2 separate regions of the Homo sapiens genome follow, and region 1 is linked to region 2. Evidence: chromatin loops called from intact Hi-C (ENCODE). Cell type or tissue: IMR-90. All regions are shown on one strand.

Region 1 (4,000 bases), 360 kb before region 2:
AGAAACAACAAAATTATATGTTATTAAAGTTTTCAGTAATGTAAAATTGATATTTTTGCCAAAATAACTTTCATCTTCAATAAAAAAAACTTTTAATGCATTTCTAGAATCATAGCATATAATGAAAAACTCAGGAATTAAAAATAAGCCTGCTTACCTACATTTTAGAAGCATGAACAAATCAGCATTGCACTGATCTGAAAAGCACAGTGAAGGAATGGAAGCTGACTGATGTCTGTTGAACACTGTGCTCAGCAACAGCAGAACACCCTCCTTCCTACGTGGACAAAACGCAGGGTCATAAAGAAAACCTCAAAAATCTCAAAGGACTGAAGTCAGAGTATGTTATTTTCACATATGTGGCAATGGAAAACTACCAGAAAAAGATAACAGAAAATCTCCGCTCCTGAAAAGTTTAGCAACATACTCACAAATCACCACAGATCCAGGAGGGGACTCGCAGTGGAAACTGGAACGTGTTTTGAACAGATTGTGAGCTTACGACTTTCAAAACCTGTGAAGTGCAGCTGCAACTGAATAACTTACAGCTGGAATGCATGCAGAAACTAAAGGTGAAAATCAGCGACCTCATCCCAGGGTAGGCCACCCAGCATTCAGGTCCACCGCCTGTGTCTGTAAATCAAGTTTTATTGGAACACAGCCACGGCCCTTCACCTGCTTCCACGAAAGGATGGCAGAATTGTCTATAAAGGACGACATGGCCAGTGATCCTAAGGTACCATGTGGCTTTCAAAACACTTTAGAGACCTCTGATTTCAGTTTCCAAAAGCAAAGCAAGAAAAAGGAAAGAGAATAAAGGAAATAAGAGCAGAAATACATGAAACAGAAGACAAATCAACTAATGAACAAAGCCAAAGAACAGTTCTCTGGAAGAAGTGAGAAATAAGGAGAGAACACACAGAAGCAGCCAGATGAGGAAAGGGGGAAGCCACTATGAGTCCCGCAGATATGAAAAGCACACAAGAAAATAGCAAGAATGTTTTACCTTACAGTTTGTGATTTGTGTACAAAGGATGAACTCTTTAAAACATGCAATTTGCTAAAACAGATATAATATTAAATAAAAATATAAATATTCCTGTACGTAACTTAAAAGTTGAACTTAGTATTAAAATTATTTCACAAAGTAAGCTCTGGGCCCAGTGAATTCCTCTAAATATTTCATAAATAACATGGATACTATACAAACTTTTCCACAGAATAGAAAAACAATGACTACCAGTAAACTCATTTATACAACCAACCTAAGCTGCAGACCAGAACCTAACAAGAAGGTTATAATAAAGTAAAATTACTTATCAATTACCCCCATGAATATAAATAAAAAAAATCCTAAATAAAATATTATGAAATCTAATCCAAAAAATATAAAAAGCAAAATACTTTTAAAGCAACTACAATAAAAAATGTAAGGGTAGTTTACCATTTGAAAATCAGCGTAATTCATAACATGGAAGAGTTCTCTAATGTTGTGTAATAAAATATCCAACAACCAACAGCCTCTGAATGTCAGGATTCTGTGAGAGCCCAGCTGAGTGCTTCTGGCTCCGGGTCCTGCAGAGACTGCAGCCCAGCTGCTGGGGGTGCTGCCGTCTTTGAAGGCTCAGGTGTGGCCAGCAGATCTGCTTCCAGATCGCTCCTGTGGTGGCTGCCGGAGGCTTTAGTGTTTTGCCACGTGGGCCTCTCCAATGATAGTTCACAACATGGCATATACTGGAAAGAATGATCCAGGAGGAAAAATGCTTGCCCCCAGCACAGAAACTGCAGACTTTATAGCCCAGTATCAGGAATGGCAGATCATCAGATATGCCATACACCATGACAACAGAAGCTGCCCCGAGTACAAATCAGATGGGTTGCACAGGGGAGTGAATACCAGGTGCCTTCCTCCAGGCTGGCAACCATACCATATGAGCAAAGAACTTATATGATCATTGATTAATCTCAAAAAAGTGTTGACAAATGTTGTTACCTAAAGCCTTTTAATAAGAGAGCTTCCATAACTGGTTAGAGACGTCTACAAAAGACTTACAGCACATGTCATACTCAGCGTAAAGCTTGAAAATTCCTGAGAAAAGGAATGAGCAAAGGGTGCTCAACAGCACCACTTCAATACGGCATGGTACTGCAGCTCCCAGCCAATACAATCATAAAGCAAACAGGAAGGAAGGGAGGAAGGGAGGAAGGGAGGAAAGGAAGGAGGGAGGGAGGAAGAAAGGGGGAGAGGGAGGGAGGAAGGAAATGTGTAAACATTGAAAAAATAAAACCAGCATTTTTCATAGATGATATTATTGAGCATGGAGATAATCCAAAAGTATCTACGCATGTGATATGAAAACAGATAAGCAATTAATCTTTGAAATTAATAAAAATATCAGTTTATTATGTCAATATTTTTAGTGTCTCAACATATCAGCAACAAAAAATAGTTGAAATAAAAACATGCAATTTACAGTAGCATTAAACATATCTAGAAATAAATCTAATGAAAGATGTGCAAAATTTCTGTGATAAAAATTACAAAACATTATTGGGAGGAATTTAAGAAGACCTAAATGAATTACAGACTAGATCTTGTTTATGGATTTGATGAATTATTTTCAAGTTGTCACTTCTCCCCTAAGTAATCTACATATTCAAAACAATAATTGTTATTGGAAGCTGTTTAATAATAATCCTAGAATAAGTCATAAAAATTCATAAAGGGGCTCTAAATTTTAAATGGAAATGCAAAGGGCCAACTATAGTCAAGGAAATCCTGGAAGAAAACAAAGTTTAAGATTCATATTGCCAGATATCAGGAACTATTATAAACTTAGAGCAATTCAATCAATAGAAAATTTGCTCAAGGAAAATAGCCCAATGGAGTACAGAGAATACAAAGTCAAAAAAAAAATCCACATATGCAACTCCACATTTGTGATAAATGTGGTATTGCAGTGAAGTTTGGAAAGAATAATCTCTACAATAAATAGGAAGGAAACAAACTTTGAACCCTAATTCAGAGCATACAGAAGAAAAAACTCTAGCTGGAATTTTGATCTAAATTTAAAAGGTAAATCAATAAAGTGTTTAAAAGAAAACAAATGAAACTAATTTCATGACTCTGGAGTAAAGATTTATTGAAAAGAAGGGGAAAAGTTGTAATTGTAAATTAGCAATTGATAAACTAAGTCTACATTAAAAGGAAAAAAATTCTGTTCAGTGAATATTACCAAGAGAGTAAAAGGGAACCCATAGAGTGACAGATCTTTGTGTCTCATATGTTTGATAAAGACTCATACATATAACATGTAAAGAACTCCTAAATCGGTAAAAATAAAAACAAAAAACAACCCAGGAGAAACACTGGCAAGGATCCAAGTAGGCAACTGAAAAAAAGAGAATAACACAATCAAATTTCAAAGTCTGCAAAGATCTGAATAGATTTCTCATCAAATGATTCATACAGATGGCAGATAAGCATATGGGAAGATATTCAATAACATGTCACTGGAGAACTGCCAGTTAAAACAGCAATGGGATTCTAGCACACACCAATTAGAAGGGCTGGAATTCAAAACACTGACAATACCAAATGCCGGTGAAGATGTAGAGCAACAGGAACTCTCATTCATTGCTGGTGAGAATGCAAAATGGTACAGCCATGTTGGAAGACAGTGTGGCAGTCTCTCACAAAACTAAACATAGTTTCACCATATCATCCAGCAGGCATGCTTTTTGCTATTTACCCAAAGGAGCTGAAAACATGTCCACACAAAAGCCTGCACAGAAATGTTTATAGCAGCTTTATTCATAATTGCAAAAACTTGGAATCAACCAATATGAAGGTGAATGAAGAAACAGTGATTTATCCAGACAATACGATTTAGCATTAAAACAAAAGGAGAAGGCAAGCCACATAAAGACACAAAGAAAGCTTAAATTCATGTTAGTAAGGGAAAGAGCCAGTCTGTAAAGGCTCCATATTGTGCGAGTC
Region 2 (4,000 bases):
GATTTGAACAACAGTTTATGGCTCTCTACCCTCTCTCTTAATTTTTTCTTTACAGTTTTATTCCCTCTGGTTCATAGTACCCTTTTTTCTAAAACTAATGTGATTTTTGAAACAACGGATGTGATAAACCAAGATTAAATTATGTTCCCAAATTTTAAAAAAGTTTGAGGAGAAAGTAGTTTCATAATCAATGTTTGATAAGCACAATTATTTTTTAACATGTAAGACGATACCAACTTAAATCTAGACAGTACATTAAAGTTTAAAAGTTCAGTTTGTAGGGGTGTATCAATAGTTAAATTAATAATTTAAAAGTCTTTTTATTTCTGGCATAATATTCTATTTTTATTTTCACTTGTAAAGCATACTGTAATTTTGTATGCAGAATGTAAGGTGCCAATACCTTTGTTGAGTTTTGAAAATATTTATTAAGGAATATCAACATATAAAATTATCTTCTAAATAAGCTTTATGTTGATCAATAATTTCTGGATCAAATTAACTTTAAGCAAATGAGAAATATGTACAGCTGTCACAGTGTAATAAATTAAAAAATGATCATTTCATCAATTTGAGTCAACTAGCTATTTTCTGCAAAGTTTATAATGTACAGAAGGTGGAAGATGCATGTCTGATACATTTCCTGGGAATAAATGTATCATCTCTGAAGCTATTATGGCTCTAATAAGGAACTCCTCATGCTTGCTTTGGAAATCCCACTTAAGATGAAGATAGTTTTTTCTTTCCTCCAGTGTGATCAGCAGTGCTGGTAATTACCAGGCTTCTCATGCCTGTTTCTAACAGACCAACACTTTTCTAGGAAGCGCTAAGCAACTTGAATCTCACTCCTGGAACACAAGCCCCAGCCACATGGATAACAAACATTTATCCTGTTTATATGGGAAGTCATAGGAACACATGGTTTCCTAACCTGGACATCAAGGTCTTTGGAGGAATCTTGTAGCCTGTTCCTGGCAGCTTTCTCTCCCCTTCTTCCTAGGCCACCAGAGCTGGCATGGAGCCCAGTGGGAAGGTGGCATTTCTGCTCAGCAAGCAACTAAGAGAAGCCTGCCCTTGGCAACAGAAAGTTCTAACGAGGACCCAGGTTTTTAGACAGCTAGAGTCTCCGTGTTTCTTCTGATTGTGGTAGGAAATAAAGCCAGGAAAAATAAGTCTTTATAAAAACAGCATGGGTGTTTTTGTGATAGATTTCCAACGGGTAAAAAAGGGAACTACGTTAGAAATGTGAGCCTGGCAAGAGGGAAAAGCTGGCATTAAGGACCTGCCGAAATTCTAAATTAACTTTCTTTTCTATGCCAGAGTAAATTTAAAATAGATATATAAAAGTCTGTTTCATTTATATTCTTTAGTGAAAGGCAAATATACAAGCAAAATAAAATTTAAAATACTACTATTGAATGAACAATTTGAATACCACTATGAAGTAAGGCATAATAGATTATTGAAGAAAAGGAAGCCTGGACCCTCCTGTAAAGTAAACGGAGGAGGCTGCAGAGAGAAGGATGTCTCACCGAACTGCAGGAGAAAAGCATAGCCCTCCAGCAGGAAATGGAAGATGGTGATTTCAGGATATTTGTCAGCTAAAGCTTTCACAAAACAGCTTTATGCAGCCTTTTGAATAAATGCTCTGCGTGGTTGTGTGGAGGAGATATTATTAGAGGGCCTGAACTCTTAAAATAATGAAATTGAGCTTACTGTAAATTTGTAGAGGTAAAGGAAATAAAAATATGCTTCTATAAGTTATATGGGAAAGAGAACTTCAAAATCAAGAGAGAGAAGTTTTAACTTCCTTAGGTTTATTTGTTTAGGTTCTCTTGTGGAGGTCGGTATTATTACACACTACGTTAAACATCTTGCACAGAAAAACAAAGTCAGCATATTCTCTGTCAGCCAATGGAAGAGAGTGGAGTAAACCAGTAATTCCTTAACACACATGCTTTAAAACAGCAAACTATTAGACACAATGTGGAGTATGTTTATGGTCTGTTACATTTTATGAAATGGTTTTGTTTATTTTTAAAATACTTGTCATGTTAGCAATCTCCTGATAAGATGGTACATTTAAAAGCCCAGAACAAAACACACATGGAATAATCATCTTCTCTAGGAGCAGGATAGAAATAAACCCAGGCTTTCTGGTTTATTTCTATCCTTTCATTAATGAAATCATTACAATTTTGTTAGGTCTAATTCAAAGACCAAGAAGGCATTTGGACGGAAAATAAAGGGAGCAAGTTTTGTGTCTTTTTAATGTGTTTTCTACAGCCAGGACCAAGCCCTTGAAAGCAAACTTCGACAAAGAAGTGTAATTTCATAATAAAAGAAAGAACCCTGTAAATACCTAATTCCAGACTTTCCTTTGTCATAAAGTCAGTGATCTTCATGCACCCAATCTCACATACAAATTCCCATTTCTTACGTATAACCCCTTTCTATTTACTGATGAGGTCATCTCCTGATGTGGTTAAAAATATGTGACTCTGTAACTATGATTTTTCTCATAATGAAAGTGAGATGCAGGACAAGTCAGCTATTATTATGGGATATATACAGATGTGCTGGGATGGAGTCCTCCACAAGAAATCACGGGGGCAGAGCACGCTCTTAAATCTCGGAGCTTCTTACCTGAGAATGTTGATTCCGAGTCGCTACAGTGGCTTCCAGGAGTTGTCGACTTTTAAAAAATTGGGTTCCACTATTCCAAATCCTGGTCTCCTTCTTTGTTGAGAGAGAAGGAAGGCGGATGGCAAGCATGACGTGCGGGCTTCTGTAGGGGCTCTTGCTGTGGGGTAACCCTTGATAAAATAAAAACTTCAGCCAAATTAAATTTAAAAGTCTTTGAGCAATGAATGAATTGCGAATCAGTCTGCCTTCTGAGTCAGAGTAGGTTCAGAGGCTCCAGCACAACCATTTGGTTGGAAGAAGATTTATGGACATTGAAGGGACATTGGATTGGTTATGGCTCAGCATTTGCCTTATTTGAACACAGTTTGAACAGTTGGCTATGTTTGATTGGCCGAAACTCAGTGACTGGCACAAGTGTAGGCTACGGTCTACTTACACCTCTCCTTGTTATGGTTCATGATGTGCAGAAAAACCTTTAGGCCGAACTTAAAATATGTAAGGAGGCAGCTTTAGGCTAAACTTGATTTAGCACCCTCAAGATACCCGAGTCTCTTGCAGATTTGAGTCAGGATGGCTTCAGCCTAAGGAAGAGCTTGCTGGGCTCCTGGTAAGTGTGGGAGGCTGGAGGAGCCGCTGCCTGGGGTAAGTGTGGGAGGTGGGAGGAGCCACTGCCTACAGGGCACAGTGTGTAGGTGTCCAGCTGAATCTTCTCAGATACTGTTATGGGATTGCGGGGGTGTCGTTTTTCTGGCTGGAAACCTCTGTGGCTGGTGGGGCCTTTGCCTGAGTTTTGCTCTGGCCTGCTGAGCTCTTTTCGCCCACCCGGCCTGGCAGGCTGCACTTGGCTCACACTACCAGCCTCGGTAGTTGAGAGGGCAATATTGCACACCTGTGACTCCGGGTGGTATTTTCCCGCCAGCCGGTGCCGCAGGCCCCAGAGGCCGTGGTGTCAGGAGGGTCATGGCACAGGGGCTGTGTGGGGAGGTTCTGAACCATGGAACGTGGGCAGAAGTGGTGTAGACAGTGTTAGGCCAGGCCCTTTCCACTTTCTGTACCATCTCCCAGCCCTCTTCCTCCTATAGAGACAGCCGTGAGAACCTCGGGAGGCCAGGCAGACCCAGACTGGATGTGTCATGAGCCAGAAAAGGCATGACGCCACTGAGACCCCGGTCTTTCTCTGTTTCCACAGCCAATATAAATTACCCTCAGCAAGACGACACCAGGGAGAAATGCTCCCACCAGGCACAGAAATGGTTCCGGGGGCTAGAGATTGAGATGGTCCCCAGCCACTGTGCAGTTCTAAGCACTTCAGGGCCCACAGAACAAAGGGGCTAATAGGGGGCCCAGGTGACCA

What was found. Peaks named below come from ENCODE experiments on the same cell type or tissue, not always from the same donor. Only the 100,000 strongest peaks of a DNase experiment are listed, where the experiment ranks them.
Region 1: it touches region 2 in a loop (2.6-fold over the local background); 1 of 110 quality-filtered maps calls a loop at or near these places.

What each region holds. Positions count from the first base shown.
Region 1 is chr2:1,049,401-1,053,400 of GRCh38, reverse strand. The region is part of intron 1 of SNTG2 (syntrophin gamma 2); the gene reads right to left. Among named protein-coding and RNA genes, the nearest start is that of SNTG2-AS1, 100 kb to the right of the region's middle. In IMR-90, a CTCF peak has its summit at 2,118; DNase peaks (open chromatin) are centred at 300 and 3,520; H3K27ac peaks cover 313 bases.
Region 2 is chr2:692,292-696,291 of GRCh38, reverse strand. No RefSeq gene overlaps it. Among named protein-coding and RNA genes, the nearest start is that of TMEM18, 17 kb to the right of the region's middle. In IMR-90, no CTCF peak of the experiment used is centred here; a DNase peak (open chromatin) is centred at 1,931.